Linked DNA regions of Mus musculus: region 1 is linked to region 2. Evidence: chromatin loops called from intact Hi-C (ENCODE). Cell type or tissue: left cerebral cortex. All regions are shown on one strand. Links, peaks and the distances in the headings refer to the core of each region. The heading gives the core; the rest is flanking DNA.

Region 1 (7,815 bases), core at 1,268-6,267, 250 kb before region 2:
GCGAGGTGAACACCCAGGCTCAATCATATGAGGCACCAAGGTTTTATTTGAGCTGAGGAAAGATTTCTATGGTAGGATTGGAAAGCTGTGTACACTAATGCAAGCCAGAGGAGAGATGACCGTTGTCTCGGGAAGTCAGAGGGTCACTTCAAGACAGAAGACATCCGTCAGTTAGGAAGGCGGGGTTCTGTCCAGTGGCAAGGACGTAGCTGTGAGTGGCAGTACTGTGACAGGCAACTGAGGTGCTCACTCTCTGTGCCTTTTGGCAGAAAGGCAGCGTGCCTCCTAATGGAGACTGATGAAGCTGGAGCTCTGGAGATAATGAGCTGAAACTGGATCCCTTTCTGAACCGAAAGTTGGGGCTGGAGGTAATGAATGCAGTTGTCTCTACTGCGCCTAGAAGCTCCATCGTGCATGGGGCTTGGTGAAATGAGGCCTTCCTTGTAAAACAACAGATTGTAAGGAGAGGAATCTATGTTTAAATTGCTGTTCAACTGAGCTAAGAAAAGTCAAGCAACAGCCTCCCAACCCAACCGATTAATCCTGCAAGCTGAGTGCTCAGAAATTGCTAAGGGCCTTGAGGATTTCTCAAGTCTTTCAGAAACCCGAGACTGTTTTCCAAGGTTATTTCTCTGGCTGGAGGAATACCACCCAGTCAGGAGCAAACATGGGGCACTATTAGAACTTCAGGTGTAAGCACTTATGAAATATGGGCGTCAATGAGATAACCCATTAAAGAAGGAGCTGTAGGCGTGTGTACCTTCTGACAAGAAAAGGTTCCACGTCTAAGGATCCTGGGTTCCAAATGTAACCTCTAGTGTCACTGTGTGCAGAAAAGATGTGGCCTGGATTCCTTTATAAGGATATTGTATTTGTTTTTTTAAAAATTGATGATATACCTGTTAGAACATTTGATATTTGTACAGTTGTTCGCCAAATTTTTGGCTCCTGCCCCCCACACCTCCCAGTAGAATGTACAGTCTGTGATTTACAAAATGTTGTGTTAGTTGAGTGTAATTTTGGAGTTTCAGGGTGATAGAAACACCCTACATTTATAAATTACTGCCAACATTCACAAAGAATTTTAGTATATAGGATCTTGGTTCCCACAGCATCTTGGCGAGCAGGTGTTGTCATCTCTATTTTCCAAATGAGGAGACTAAGACCCACAGGGATTAAAGGATGTGCTCAGCCTTCGGCTGCTTCCTGGCATGTGTTTAGAAGCCGGTTCTCCTGGCTGCAAATCTCATTTTCTCTATTCTGGACTTGTTAATTAGATGGCTTCCTTCATGGAATAAATACTCATTCTGCCAGTACGATTCTCTACGTACATATATACATACATAAGTGAGTAAAAAGTCATTTTTATTTACCAAATTACTTTTAGACAGGGTATACTTAGTGTCAGTCCACATTGAGTAACATCCAGCTAACACTAAAATAAGGAGTAACGTCCCCATATTGTAAGAAAACAAGAGGAAACGTGAGTTGGTGAAGGTTGGTGCCAGTGTCTTGCTGGGCTTAGAGCTTACACTCGTGTTTTGCACTTGCAGTTTTGATAGCCTGGTCATAGCATCTCTCACAAGAACACTTCCAGAAGAAGCAAGATATATGAGCTTCTGTAAAGCCCAGGGGCAGATCCAAGTTATACAGTTTAGAAGACAACTTGTAGTAAAGAAAAAGAATGCAAGATGAAGGCTTCATTAGCTTCATGGTAAATCCACTTCTGCCAGGGCCTGACAGGAACACGCTGGTACTTGTATCTAGTCTGTCACCAGAGAGCTGATAGCCATCTGTGGCAGCATGCCCTGAAGAGGTAGGTGAATCTCAGTTATGGATATTGAGAGCAGGCCATTATTTTAAATGCACTCAGCCTCTAAGGTCAGATAAACTCCTTTCAGACAACAAAATGATTCAGATCTGTGACTGAAGAACTTCTCATAACAAGCTTTGAGTGAGTTACCAAGGAATAAATATCTGCTGGTCTGAATTTCAGAAGTAAATTCTGGAAGCACAGGCTAGGGACCCTTGTGTTAGTCCCAGCAAACTTACAGAAAGGACCATCAAATGCATAGCTCACTAAATTGTAGTAGGGCGTATACAGTAACATGGGTTGGCTAAAGAGATCATCACAAATTAGGTTAATTTCTTTTTTTTTTTCTATTGAACTATTAAACCCAAATTTCAGGAGAATACTTCAGGCTTTAGGAAGATGTTCAGTTCAGCAGATTCTTTAATGATATTTCCATAGGCCAGTTGGGGAAATGTGTTTTGAATTATGGAATTATTAAATAGATTTGTTTGCTTGACTGATAGAGAGATTAGCACATGCTGAAGTAGGAAGTTGGAAGACTTGCCCATTGCTTTTCAGCTCTCTGTTGAGGATGATGGAGATACAGGGATGAGTAGGAGAGAGCTCCTGCCTTCAAAAACTTAGCAAGAAAGTGACTTACAGTCAGGTAGCTGTGGTTTTAATAGAGGAGCCTACACTGCGGCTAAGAATGTAGGATGAGGGTTCGGGGCTTAAGAGCATGTGTTGCTCTTGCAGAAGATCCGAGTTCCAAGCATCTTGTTTAGGAGACTCCCAACCACCTCTAACTCCAGCTCCAGGGCATCAAACACCCTCTTCTGTTTGCCATGAGCGCCTGCATGGATGTGGTCCTCTTATGTGCATGCAGGCAAAACACTCATACACATAAAGTAAAATAAACCTTTTTATTCTCTTAAAGAATGTGGGACAGCAGAAGGGGAAGCACTGGGGTCAAGGGCAGGAATGAGAACTTCATGGCAATTAGCTACCACCAGCTGTTATCGACGCTCACCAAGTATGGAGGAGAATTTCTAATAGCAGTAAGATCACTCCGGAGAAACATCACTGGAGAAGATAGACCTCATTTCCCTCAAATCCTGAGGTTCTGTGTTCGGTCATGGTTGAATCTCAATGGCTGGTTGGTCTCAGCATGACCGTATCTTCTTGGACCTTTATGAATACAACTCAACGGCCAAACTGTGGTGGAGCTGAATGACCGAAGTGGGCAACACAGAAGATCTTAACTGGAAATCACAACCAGGATCGAAGGAAAGAGCACAAGGACATTGTAACGCAGATTCCTGGGACCTTTACACTTTAGAGAAATCACACATGAACTGGACATGGGGTGGCACATGCAGGTAGATCCAACAGATTGGAGGCTGAGGCAGGAGGATTTTAAGTTCAAGGTTAGTCTGGACAACATAGAGACCCTGTCTCAAAAAGAAAATAAGCAAGATAAAGGATTGAGAAATTAAGGAAGCCCCGTGGTTTAACAAATGTTAGCAGGTAGAGAGCCTCTGTTCAGAGGGTTTCGTTTCATGTCTGAGCTGTGCTTAGAACCCCCATCCCCTCCTCACAAGTCTTCTCCAAGACACTGAAAAGACTGACTCTGTTTTTCTAAAGAGCGATGGGAGTTATTTATTAATGTTTATAAGAAAGGTTGCTGTAATGAGCCTCAGGGTTTGAAACCAACCTGTGTGAGGGTACATCTTAAGTCGGGATAGCCCAATAATGTCTATCATGTTTCCTGTACAGAGCAGGGATTAAGATGAAATATTCAGCCATTGAGTCCTTTAAGTGCCTGGAAGCCATTCACACTGGACCAGGAGAAATCTATTAGACAGACACATCTTATTCCTCCACTGCAGAGCTTGCGGCTCACTGTGTTCAGCGGTGACAACAGAGTTCTGTTGGGTCTATCACCCGCAAGTGTCCTGGCCTAAATCCTGCCTGGGAATCTCTCCTCTACCCCCAAAGTCGCTGCAACAAGATCACTACACACCCTCAGAATTCTTTCTGACTGCATCTCCCTAGAGACTCACCCTTTCTCAGACTGGCACCCTCCTTTGAGGACAAAAACTGGGCATGTGGTGTGAGCAAAGTCCTTTTCATTAGGCCAGCTCCTAATTACGCACAGCCTTCCCCAGTGTTTCCAGCGTCAAAGCCCAGCAAGCACAATTAACTCATGTTGCAGGGCTGTGGATAATGCTGGTCATTTAGTGTGGCTGAATATCACAGCCAGGGCCTTCCTGTCTCTAAACCCGTCAATAGTCAGAGAGGCCCTGAGTGTGCCTTTGCCATCCCCATGAAGGACAAAGGAGAGTCTGAGATCTGTACTCCGAAAACTTTAATGTCAGATGCTAACCGGTGACCACTCACAGTGCTCAGGAGGCTCCCTGTTCCCTGGTCTCCATGTGACTACAAAAGTCTCTAGTGACAAACCATTCTCTCTCCTCCTATAGGAACAGACTCCACGCTTCAATTCCTTCAGAAGCTTACAAGCATTTGTTGCATTTAACCATCCATTTTTGCACTCTGGCAGTTCATGTTTTATTTGTAAAAACCAGTTGTGTTCTTTAAATTTTAATGAAACAATATTAAATAAATAACCCAGAAGCAGCATAATAAAACGGCAGCACATCCAAGCTGTGACTCTTAGTTCAGGAAAATGAGTGTCCTATAAATCCTGCCTTCTTTCTATTTGGGGAATGGACTGCCCAGATTATTGCACGTGTGAAGACCCAGCTGGGCTGGGCCTCAGTCCTTTGGCTCTCAGTAATAGGAAGGGGGTGGGTACAGATTTGTATAGAGACAGCCTCTTCATTCTAGTCATAATAGCTTGGCAGTCAGATTGTTCCCACATTTTGGCTGAAAAGGAAGTGCTATGAATAGCAATGGTGTACAAGGACCCAGTGGCCCGGAGGAGTGTGCAGTAAGGGAGCACCGAGTCCCTTCCTCTCCCCTCCCTCTTCCTCCCCACCCTCCACTTGTAAGTAACACAACCCCAAACATCTCAGGCGGTTCAGCATGAACTCTACAGAGATCTTACAGAAGATGGCTCTCCAGGCTTTCACTATGGTCCCATCTAGCAAGCAAACAGGTCTTCCTGGAGTACACTTGGCTAATTCACCTTACTCCGTCTCCATTCCATACTCATGCTTGTGGGTCTAGCTGACTCACTTTCCCTTATGACTTCTATTTAAGGAAGATATGACCTTAAGTCACTTATATGGATAAATAGGTATATCTAGGTAATAGTGTGCACAGACAATTCCATTACCATTTAATAACTATTTACAGCGTAAAAGTAAGTCTTAAGTAGATGGGAGAAAAATTAAATTAAAATGTCTACCAAATGATCAAGCCATGCTAAAACTCTTCTAGCTATTTTAAGACACTCTTTTCTTATTTTAAGAAATACTAATTCAGAGAAACCTTCCATTATGCCCCAACTATGTTAGGTGCCTTCATTATGGTCTCTCCTAGCATGCTATCTGTCCCCTAGCGTGGTACCCTCGGGCCATCCTGGACTGGAACTGCTTGTTAAACTGTCTATCTCGCATCCACCAATGTAAGGGCTTCCTCTGACTGTCGTTTTCAGATTCTGATCACTGGCGCAGACCACGGCACATAGCTGACAGTCAATAGGCATTTGTTGTATAGTTGGATGACACTTCAGGCTCACCCTTGACTTAGAAAATCAACAAGTATGAATTATCACCCTTCCCTGTCTCTGTGCTATTATTCTCTGTCCTGATTCTCTGGAGGCCATGCAAAGGGGAACCCCGGTCTCTGATTCCTTGCATGTCAATCAGGTAAAGGAAACTATCAGAAACTCATTAAGTGCCACATTCAGCCAGAGAAGAGATCCTGGAAGCCTGAGAGGACTGAGGAGGCCAAGGGTGTACCTGAAGAAGAAGCTGAGGAGGCAGAGTAGGAGGGCTTTGCAGGGACAAGGACTAAGAAGTGAAGCCAGAGATGAGTCCAGAATGAGGACGGGGAGGAGAAGGAGGAGGAGGAGGAGGAGGAGGAGGAGGAGGAGGAGGAGGAGGAGGAGGAGCAGGAGGAGGAGGAGGAGGAGGAGGAGGAGGAGGAGGAGGAAGGAATTATAGGTGGAGAATACAAGAACTCTTACCCCAGCCCCCATGAGTGTGAGAAGTTAGGCTGGGTTTTCTGGAAGATTTTGGAAGCCAGACAAAGATGTCTGAGCTTCAGATACTACCTAGGAGGACATCCGTATAGAGCTTTGAATAGGAGAGTTTAATGTTGATTTGAAGGCAGTTTAGGAAGAGGGAAGACTGGAAAGAAGGTGGCTGTCCTGAGAATGGCACATTGTAGCCATTGTAAGTGTCCCAGCGTGAGAGGCTAAGGGGTGAATGAATGAAGGGAAAGGGTATAGCTGGAAGATATTTTGAAGAAGTGTCAGGCTAGTCTCGGCTAGAGGTCCATTTTAAAAGTGCGAGCTGCAAGTTCCAGGGAACCTGTGGCTACAGTGGGGGTGGCAGGTGAGGCAGAACCCTTCATGATATAGGTCTTCCTGATGTGGGGCTGGAGGAATGGCTTAGCGGTCACTAAGAGGAGCACTGTCTGTTCTTCCAGAGGTCCACATGGGTGGCTCACAACCGCCTATAGTATGATCGGATGCCTTCTTCTGGCATGCAGGTGTACACACAGAGTGAGCTCTCTTATACATAAAATACATAAATCTTTGTTTTGTTTTTGTTTTTTTTAAAGATCTTTCTGCTGTTCTGATTCTCTTGTCTTCCCTAGGGCTGTCTTCCTCTGGACTTTCTGCTTAGTCCCCCAAGCGGCTGCTTCTCCAGTACACGAGCCACCTGCTTACTTTGGTAAAAGCGTTAGGTTCCAGGTAGGCAGCAGTTACAGTTTGGATTGAGATATCCTTCAAGCTCCGATCTCCAAGGCCTGCCTCCTAGACGATGGATTGGTCCACTGATTGGTTCATAGCTGCATGGGCTATTAGGGATTAGACCTAGTTGAAGGGAATAGGTCACTGTGAGTACAGGACACTTTCAAGGTTATTTCTTGTCTCTGAGACCGCTCTGCCCTCTCTGCTTCCTTGCCACTGTGAGATGAGGAAAGGAGGGTGGGTGTGGTCTCTAAGGCAACCTTGTTTGTGTCCTTTGGCATGAGGTTCTCTGCCTTGTTGTAGGGCACTGTCCTTTCCTCTTCCTCATGCCTGAGCCAGTGCACTAAGACGTCCTGACTCAGAAAACGCCCCTACAAGCAGTGAAGCCGTGGACACTGGTTTGTCAGTGGTGAAACACTAACACCCTGGGTCAAGGCTCACTGAACTCCTGCTGCCTTGAGCATGTTGAGTCCCTTTTGGACTGAGTTCAAGACCAGGCACTTTAAAAAGGGAGGGAGAACCTCACTGGAGGGGGTATAGAAAAATTTGTTGCTGTTGTTGTTGCTATTGTTGTCATTATTCTTGTTTTTTGAGACAGGGTTTCTCTGTGTAGCAGTCCTGGTTGTGCCGGAACTCGCTCTGTACACCAGACTGGCCTCAGACTCACAGATCTGCTTGCTTCAAGCCTCCCCAAGTGCTGAAATTAAAGTCATGTGCCACTACACCCAACTTTATTCTTATTATTTTATGTGCTAGCTTTTGGCAGCCATCTCTACGGCCTCGCAGTCCTGCCTTCACAGTGCTTCCCAAAGGCTTTATTTATTTATTTATTTACTTATTTATTTATTTATCTATCATTGGCTGGTGTACGTGTGTGTGTGTGTCTATGTATGTATGTATGTATGTATGCATGCATGCATGCATATGTATGTGCAAGTGCCTGCAGAGGCCAGATGAGGACATTAGAGTCTTTGGAGCTGGAGTTAAAGACTTTTGTGAGCCTCCCAGCGTGGATGCTAGGATCTGAACTCAGGTTCTGCTAATTGAGCCGAAAGTTCTTTTAACCATTAAGAGGTCTCTCTAATCCCCAATGACTGTTCTTCATGGTCTTAGCAATCTTCACCTTCATACAAAA
Region 2 (7,815 bases), core at 1,189-6,188:
CCCTGGTCCCTCCTGCTGACTCTAGCCAAGGCAGAGGCCTGGCTGTTTCTTCTAGGTCCTGTCACTACTGTTGCTAACTCAACTCTACAGAACTAGACTGCTGGTGGACCCTTGAGGTGTTTGTGAGTGGATGGAGCTGCTGCTGCCTGCTGACCTGTGAACTGAACTGCGGATTTTCAGACAACACAGACGGGAGTTGCTCCAAAGAACCTTTCTAAACAGGTCCACTTCCCCCATATCCTTTCTTTCCCACTACCTCTGGTGGGTGGTGGGCTAAAAGGGAGGTTAAAGCATTTAAGAACCATCATTAAAAATAGGTTTTGAAAAAAAAATGAAAGTTACACAGATCCATTCTCTATGTGGGAATGCTAATTGTTCATAAGGAGGTAAGTTTGTAATTAATGGATATTTTTTCATTAATGAATTAAAATTTTTTTTGTACCAGAAAAAAAAAAGAAAGAAAAAGAAAAAGAAAAAAAGAAAAAAGGAAAGAAAAAAAAAGAAAAGAAAAGAAAAGGAAAGGAAAAGAAAAGAAAAGAAAAGAAAAGAAAAGAAAAGAAAAGAAAAGAAAAGAAAAGAAAAGAAAAAAATACCACCTGAGCTCCATACCTGAAACCGTGGTGGAAGAACTGGTCTCTGCAAGTTGTTCTCAGACCAACCCCCAACACAAAGTCTGTCTGTCTATCTGTCTCTGTCTCTCTCTCTCTCTGTGTGTGTGTGTGTGTATGTATGTATGTGTCTCTGCAAATTGTTCTCAGACCTCCCCCTAATATACAGTCTCTTTGTCTCTCTCTGTCTCTCTCTTTCTCTCTCTATATGTGTCTGTCTGTCTCTCATTTTTTTAAAACCTTAAAAACATCCACAATTTATCAAAATGCTTCATTTGTCATGACAACTTGCCTAGAAATTTGAAAAGACCTTTGCTATAGGCTATAACATTTCCTGTCATGTTTACGAACAGTTGACTGAAGCCAGGGAGTGGCCATCTGTGAGCATTTTGGTGCAGCTAAACTGGGGGCTGACAGAGGTTGACGGTAGTCATTTGTATATAAAGAATTCATTCCCAAAGTCTTAGCTATCAAATGCCAAGAAAGATGATTGTGAAAGGCAGGGACAGACTCAAGTATTTCCCAGCTGTTGTGGGCCCAGTTGTGTGTGTAATTCTGCCTGGAAGTGTTTACTCCTTGGTTGTCTAAGCAGAACTTTGTGGTGGCAAGTAAGGATTACTGGGCACAGCCAGCAGTTATCAAGAGATACGTGGTTATGCCAGTGAGCCTTACAGGAAAACGTTCAGCTTGGGGATCTTCAGCCACCCTCTTACATTGTACTGCTTGAGAGGTTTGTCCGGGGATTGTGTGCTGCACACATCTTCTAAAGACAGAGTCTTAGCTAGAATGTTTTCCAGGACTCTCAAGCTTCTCTCACTTCTCTTGTCTGCGTTGAAGCTCCTTCGACCTGGATATTGCAACAGCAACCCCTAGTGTGTTACAGGGTGAAAATAGAACTCCAGCTAATAAGGTGAGATGGAACAGGATGTGGCAAACAGGCATCTTGTTGTTTATTGAGCATCACAGGCAGAACTAAATAAGCAATATCATCGTGTTTTCTAGGTCTGGACAGCTGGGAAAAAAAGAAGGTAGCAGGAAGTTAGGTTTTAGATTACTTTAGAAAAGAATGCATATGCTAAGAGCCAGAGAGTAGGAGGGGATCAGTAGGTCACTGGAGAAGGGAGCTGGTCTTGTGAACAATTTGCTAGTCTTCCAAAGGCTGAAAAACTTGGCTGTGCACAGAGAGAGTGGTTAGGGCTTGGTCACAAAGGTCTTGCAGCTGATCTTTCAGATTGGAGGCCTACAATGGGGGCAAACGTCTTTTTCCCCTTAAGGTGGTTAAATTGAAATTCTAGAGATGTCAAACAATAAACTAAAGGCTATCAAAGCGTCAGTGGATGGTAGGTATTTACTAGTAATAGAGTTTTGATGAAAAGTTCTAGATCCAAGTAAGATAGGGAACTATAAAGAAGGTGGTGGTGACGGTGGCAATGGAGAGATGAGGCAGAGGGGATGGGAATGGGGACAACAGAGCCCACTCTCATGGAGCTTACAGTTTGTTCAGCTGCCAAGGATCAGCTCACCACAGCTTAGACCTTGGTGTTTGTATGTTTTGAGCATGAGTCACATACCGGCAGAGCGTGATTCCTCAAATGGAAAGTACCCATATAGTTCAAGATGTTGTCTCCTGCTTGCCCTGCCTGTCTCTTCTGAAAAAAGTGTAATCCCAAATGCCGGGTCCACCAAAGGGCTATTTTCTAAAGAAAGAATGATGGAGCCATGTACTTTTGAATGGTGAAGATGACAAACCTTGAGGTGACAGGACGGTGATGATGGGGTAAATCCTGACCCTAGGGGTGCTGAGCTGTGGCTTTAAGGACTCTGTTTCTCAGGGTCAAGTTTCACTCCCCATAGAAACAGCTGCATTGGCTCCTGCCAGGTCCTTTCCAGCAATAAGAAACGTTGTCTCAGGAGGCAGATACCATTTGAGAAAGTACAGAGCATAGGACATCTTGGGGACCCTATTATTTGGGGATGAGGGAAGACCAGACTGAACCTGAAAAGCAAAGAAGAGAGCATGAAGAGGGAGTATGAATCTAATAATCAAATTCAAGCTGCTAAGTGTTTCTAGGATTTTTATTCTAGGGTTCATTTTCTTTTTTCTGTTTTTTAGGGGGGGTTGTTTGTTTGTTTGTTTTCTGAGGCAGGGTTTCTCTGTGTAGCCCTGGTTGTCCTGTAACTCACTCTGTAGACCAGGCTGGCCTCGAACTCAAAAAATTGCCTGCCTCTGCCTCCCAAGTGCTGGGATTAAAGGCATGCGCCACCATTGCCCAACCCCTCAGGTTCATTTCCTGACTTGCATTTACTTAGGCCTGAGAGTGGTACTGTGGATATGATTGTTGGATGTTTGGGAGAAACACAGTTAATCTTACTTTTGTAGTTCAAATTATTTTTCAAAATTACTCACAAAGCTCACAGTCGTAGTCCCGATTCCTAAGTTGCAGTGGCTTCTTTAAGAACTACATGGTGTGGGTTTTCCTTTTGTATGGGATGTTTTTCCATTACCTTTCTTGTTCAGGGCAGGGCACTGCAGAATGAGATCCTTAGTCCTAGAAAGCAAGCCATCTGCCTTGTGTAGTACCTGAAATAGACACTGAATTATGGTGGTTCTCCTGTGTAACTTTGACAACTGCACAGCTTTTCTCCTTAAAAAGAGGCAATGCCAAGTCCATGGATGATTTTTTTTATATATACTATAATTGCATCTCCACAAACACAGGTGACAGATGACAGTGAAAGCTTCTGTTGGGACTAGTGCTGTTTTCAATGCAGAAGCTACGCGCTGGGTTTCTAACACGGAGATGGTATTGATCCAAGCCTTTGCAGTTGATCATCCAGGGTTTCCTTGTGTTATGCTTCTTCCTGCAGTTTCTGCTTCTCTGTGAAAACCAAAGTATCATGTAACCAGGATTGTAGGGTGGAGTGTGAGTGCGGCTTTAAAATATGCAGAATCCTTTCCAACACATCGGGCATTTACAAAAAAAAAATGTTTTTCACGTTGGGGATTGAATTCAGAGACTCGTGCTTGCTAAGCACACCCTTAGCCCCGCTAACTTTTAAAGAACTGATACCAAGGACCTCTGAGAGACAAAAAAAAAAAAAAAAAAAAAAAAAAAAAAAAAAAAAAAAAAAAAAAAAGCTGGGTGGTTTTGGAATTTTCTATGTGAGTGTTCTGCCACCTGCTGGAAAGGGCTCAGCAAGTTCTGAGAGCTGAGAAGCAAAGAAGCTGGTGCAGTTCTGGGCCCTCTTCCTCTCCACCCGGGCCCACTCCCAAGGCTGGCAGATAATAAAGCCTACAGTCTCTGTGCGGTTGGTTTCCTATCGACTCTCACAGGCTGGGAGCTGGTTACCCCACAGGGATTTCTCCTCTGACTTGTGTTGAGCTCGCTCTCCCAGCTCAGGCCTGGGCTGCTTCGCGAAGGGTCCTCACATCATCTTCAAGCTTCAGAACGCCAGGGATCCAGTGTGTTGCCTGGTGTTCCCTGTTTGCTTTGGTTTAAAGTGAACACAAAACAAAATATCTAATCCAAGTTAGGCACTACGTAAGCAGGAGGGCCAACTGACCCACTGAGAAAAGATATAGCCTCTTTCTCTCTGTAAGGATTATAGTCTCCCTACTCCTGAGTGCCAACACGGCTTCTTATTAAGTGATGCAGATCAGAGGCGTAAAGTACCATCCTCTAGACAAACTGCTGCAGCCTTCCTGAGATAAGCCTTACCCATTGCTAGCGTGCACCACCGAGGGCTGTTGTCATCACTTCCTAGAAGTGATGGATAGTCGTTGAACTCTCAGTAGTGCGTCCGGCCACTTTCCCCAGTCGTTTACAAACAGTTCTGCTCTAATTGCATGTGGCCTCAGCGTCTGGGAAAGGCTGAGGCATACAAGCTGGGGTAGATTAGGGAAGGGAGTGTCCATCCAGCAGCTATGAGGAAGCCACCATCCATGTTGCGTGAAGACTTTGCGGTGTGGCTGCTTTGGGGCTGCTGTCAGTGTCCCTTTACTCATGCTGTACACATAAGTCCCATCAACGTTCTGGTCCCCTGAGGTCAAATTTAGTGGACTCCAAACTTTGATTTGTCATTGAGATTTGGGGTGTGTGTAGGGTAGACATTTACATCTTTCTCAGGGAAGGAATTTTGGTGACAAGAATTAAAAATGTTCATTTTCCTGGCCAAAGAAAATGTTAGTAGCAATAAATCAAACTCCTTGCAAATGTTTCCCGATCTATAAAATCTCCAAATTTGGGCAAGCACAGTTTTTAAACCCTATGGTCTCAGCTTTTCTTTCATGTGACAACTTGTGAGAAAAAAAAGTGGGGTCAACAATTCTCAGTTGTGACTTCCATCTTTTCCCTGGAAAATTCGCCATAGAATTTTCTGTGCTGTGACCCACATAGGAACACAAAAATAAAAGCACAGTGGAATGAGGGTAGCGTCTCCTCACTAACTGGGTCGCTGCTTCCTAGACGGATCTTGTCTGTAGTAAATGCTTGGCCTGATTTCACCGTCCTTCAGGTCGTTTACTTTCTCTGGAGTTCTGGCAGGAGGATGCCCTTCCTGGATGGATGTGTGTATGCTCCTCCCATGGGGAAAACTTAGATTTTTTTGGCAGCCAGGCCCTCAAAGCAACTGGGACAGGGTGTGGAGGCCCAGCTTTGTCGCCCTATTGAAATTTCTCAAACACACAATGCTTTGGAAATATTTTTTACACAGGAGTACAGCATTTTAATATCTATGATTAGCTGAAAAAATAATAGCTACTAAATGAATAAAACTGACTTTATTATTAAGGAATATCATTATGAATTTCCCCCAAATGTTTTGAAGCTTTAATTCAGGCAACCTGTGACAATTAAAAGGGGAAAAAAGAAGACCTACCCTGGCTGAGGCAGGTATGGTAGGTGGCTTCATGTAACCAGAACTGAAAATTGGTAGTAGAGAAAACCTGAATTAAAACTTACTTTAAAATTAACTTTAAAGAGGGTAGATGATGTGATCGGAGTAGGTGGGGGCTGAGAAAATTTGTACTTAATCCAGAAAGTCACAAGGTGACTTCATTGTAAATAGATGGTCCCAAGGAATAAATGGGTTTTTGTTTGTTTGTTATTGATAACAGTTTCTGAACAACCGGAAGCCATCAGAATCTCAGAGATTGGAGTCTTATGGACACACACAGAAGTTGTACCCTCAAGGCCACATGAAGAAGGTAAAGAAGGACCCCCGATTTACATACATGGGACACACTGTTACAATTATGTTCAAGAAGTGATCTCATTAAGCTTTTGCAACTTAGCTGAGAACTCAGCAGATCTGTATCATCTGGGAAATATTTTAGACTTTTAAATATTTTCAAAGAAAGGCATTAAAGTGAAGAAAAAAAATTCAACAGAAACAAAAGTTTGCAGGGGTTGCCTTGTAGCCAAAATTTTGATAAAGATGGGTATTTTCCTACCCATCTCACCCCAGTGGTAGAGCTGATAGAATTAATTTGCTCTAAATCCTCTCTTGCTAAAGGTGACCAGGCAGGGGCTGGGGAGAAGGCTCAGCAGGTAAAAGCACTCGCCTCCAAGTCTGGCGACCTAAGTTTCACCTTCGAAACCAAATGGTAGAAGCTGAGAACTGGCTTCCATAGGGGAGCCCTCTGACCTCTACAGGGGAGCTGTGCCATGCATGACTCCCTCACAATAAACAGAGCCAATGTAATGATGGTTTTCTTTAGCAGGTGACCAGATAGAACTTGGCCTGTTAACAAAGTCATGCCAAGTTGTATTACCTGGAATTCTTCCCTTCTCTTCAGTCTTCCTTGTATTAAAGAGCTGATGGCATCTCAACATCACTTACATCTTAAAATCCCAGTTTCAACAACAACGGGAACTGTGAATTCCCTAGGAAGATTAGGAAGAAGACAAATACGGAAGCTGCACCTTTATTTCCCCGGGTCACAGTCTTCTGTTAGTGACCCCATATGTGTTTCTTTCCCTGTGGGGTTTAGTCCTGCCATCCCACTTGTCTTTCGAAATACCTACTAAACTGAGTGGCTAGAGTAAGTATGCTTCCATCTTAACATGGGAGGAGGTGTTTTCTTGTCTCTCTTTCCCTCAGTCATGGATCTTCTGGCCATACGGAAGCATAAATGTCAACAACTTTCTGTATGCTCAGTGTGTCATGTGAGTAATTCATTCTTCAGTTGGTTTGTTCTTTGCTTTCCAGGTAAGGGAAGCATCTTATAGATGCTGTTACAGTCGGAATCTGAAATGGCTTCCACATCCTCACTTTGCAAGAACTTGACCTCAGGCTCATGGTGTTATTTTGGAGACTGTGGAGCTTTTTAGGAGTTTGGGGCCTGGTTGCAGGACTAATAAGTCCTTAGTGTGGGCCTCTGAAGGTCATAGGTCATACCACCCTTGGTTCTAGTCAAGTTCTCTTCTCATGGTCTACTGCCCTGTGAACAATTGTCTGCTACACACTCCTGACACCATGACCTCCGCCATGTGTCCTTATGACAAGAGAACAAAACTTCTGAAATGGTGAGACGAAATAAGCTTTCTTCCCATAGGCTGTTCCAGTCCTGTAGGATTGACATACAGGTATTTTAAAAACGTGAGAGTTTACATAGCAAGTGAATGGAGCTTAGAACTGATACATTTCTGACTTCCTGACTTATGTCTGAAACTATCCAGCCTGATAGCAGTATGCTGCCAAGAAAGCAGCTTTCCCAGGCTGTTGGGCTCAGCTGCCATCAGCAGGGGTTCAGTCTCCTTACTCTGCTCCACTGCTAGCACTGAGAGAAGCAAGGGGCTAACTTAGAGGTCCCGGGAAAGAGCCCAGGAGAGGCCCCAGGGACTGGCTCTCAAACTCAGGATCATCTGCTGTCTGCAAGGCCCTCCTCTAAGATGTCTTGGAATCACATGGCACAGTAGTGAGCAGACTTTCTATATAAAGGTGCAGAAAATAGGAGCTCAATAATTGTCCACTGCCTAGCTAGGCAAGCAGGAAGCCTCAAAATGAACATGCCTGCCCAGTGTGCCACAGGTCATCCCCTAGGCTGAACATGCCTGCCCAGTGTGTGGTTCAGGTCACCCCCTAGGCTCTACTTCCACCATCATCTCTTCCCCCTTTTGATGTCTTGGGAAAAGTCTAAACTTTTCTTTACAAAAAAAAATCAACACTAAAACCTTTGGCTGCCCAAGTCAGGCTGTCATTAGGT

The links. A loop is a pair of places that touch in the nucleus more often than their neighbours do. Peaks named below come from ENCODE experiments on the same cell type or tissue, not always from the same donor. Only the 100,000 strongest peaks of a DNase experiment are listed, where the experiment ranks them.
Region 1: it touches region 2 in a loop (2.4-fold over the local background); 1 of 42 quality-filtered maps calls a loop at or near these places.

The regions. Positions count from the first base shown.
Region 1 is chr12:52,385,786-52,393,600 of GRCm38, forward strand. No RefSeq gene overlaps it. Among named protein-coding and RNA genes, the nearest start is that of Gm40423, 28 kb to the left of the region's middle. In left cerebral cortex, for the core only: no CTCF peak of the experiment used is centred there; DNase peaks (open chromatin) are centred at 3,978 and 4,711; H3K27ac peaks cover 1,150 bases.
Region 2 is chr12:52,634,218-52,642,032 of GRCm38, forward strand. It overlaps Gm35239 (a long non-coding RNA gene), which reads left to right. Exons shown (of 7, transcript XR_001780617.2): 4 at 5,725-5,814. Among named protein-coding and RNA genes, the nearest start is that of Gm23296, 34 kb to the left of the region's middle. In left cerebral cortex, for the core only: CTCF peaks have their summits at 1,493 and 3,795 (motif pointing left); DNase peaks (open chromatin) are centred at 1,427, 3,444, 3,766 and 4,992; H3K4me3 peaks cover 524 bases; H3K27ac peaks cover 976 bases.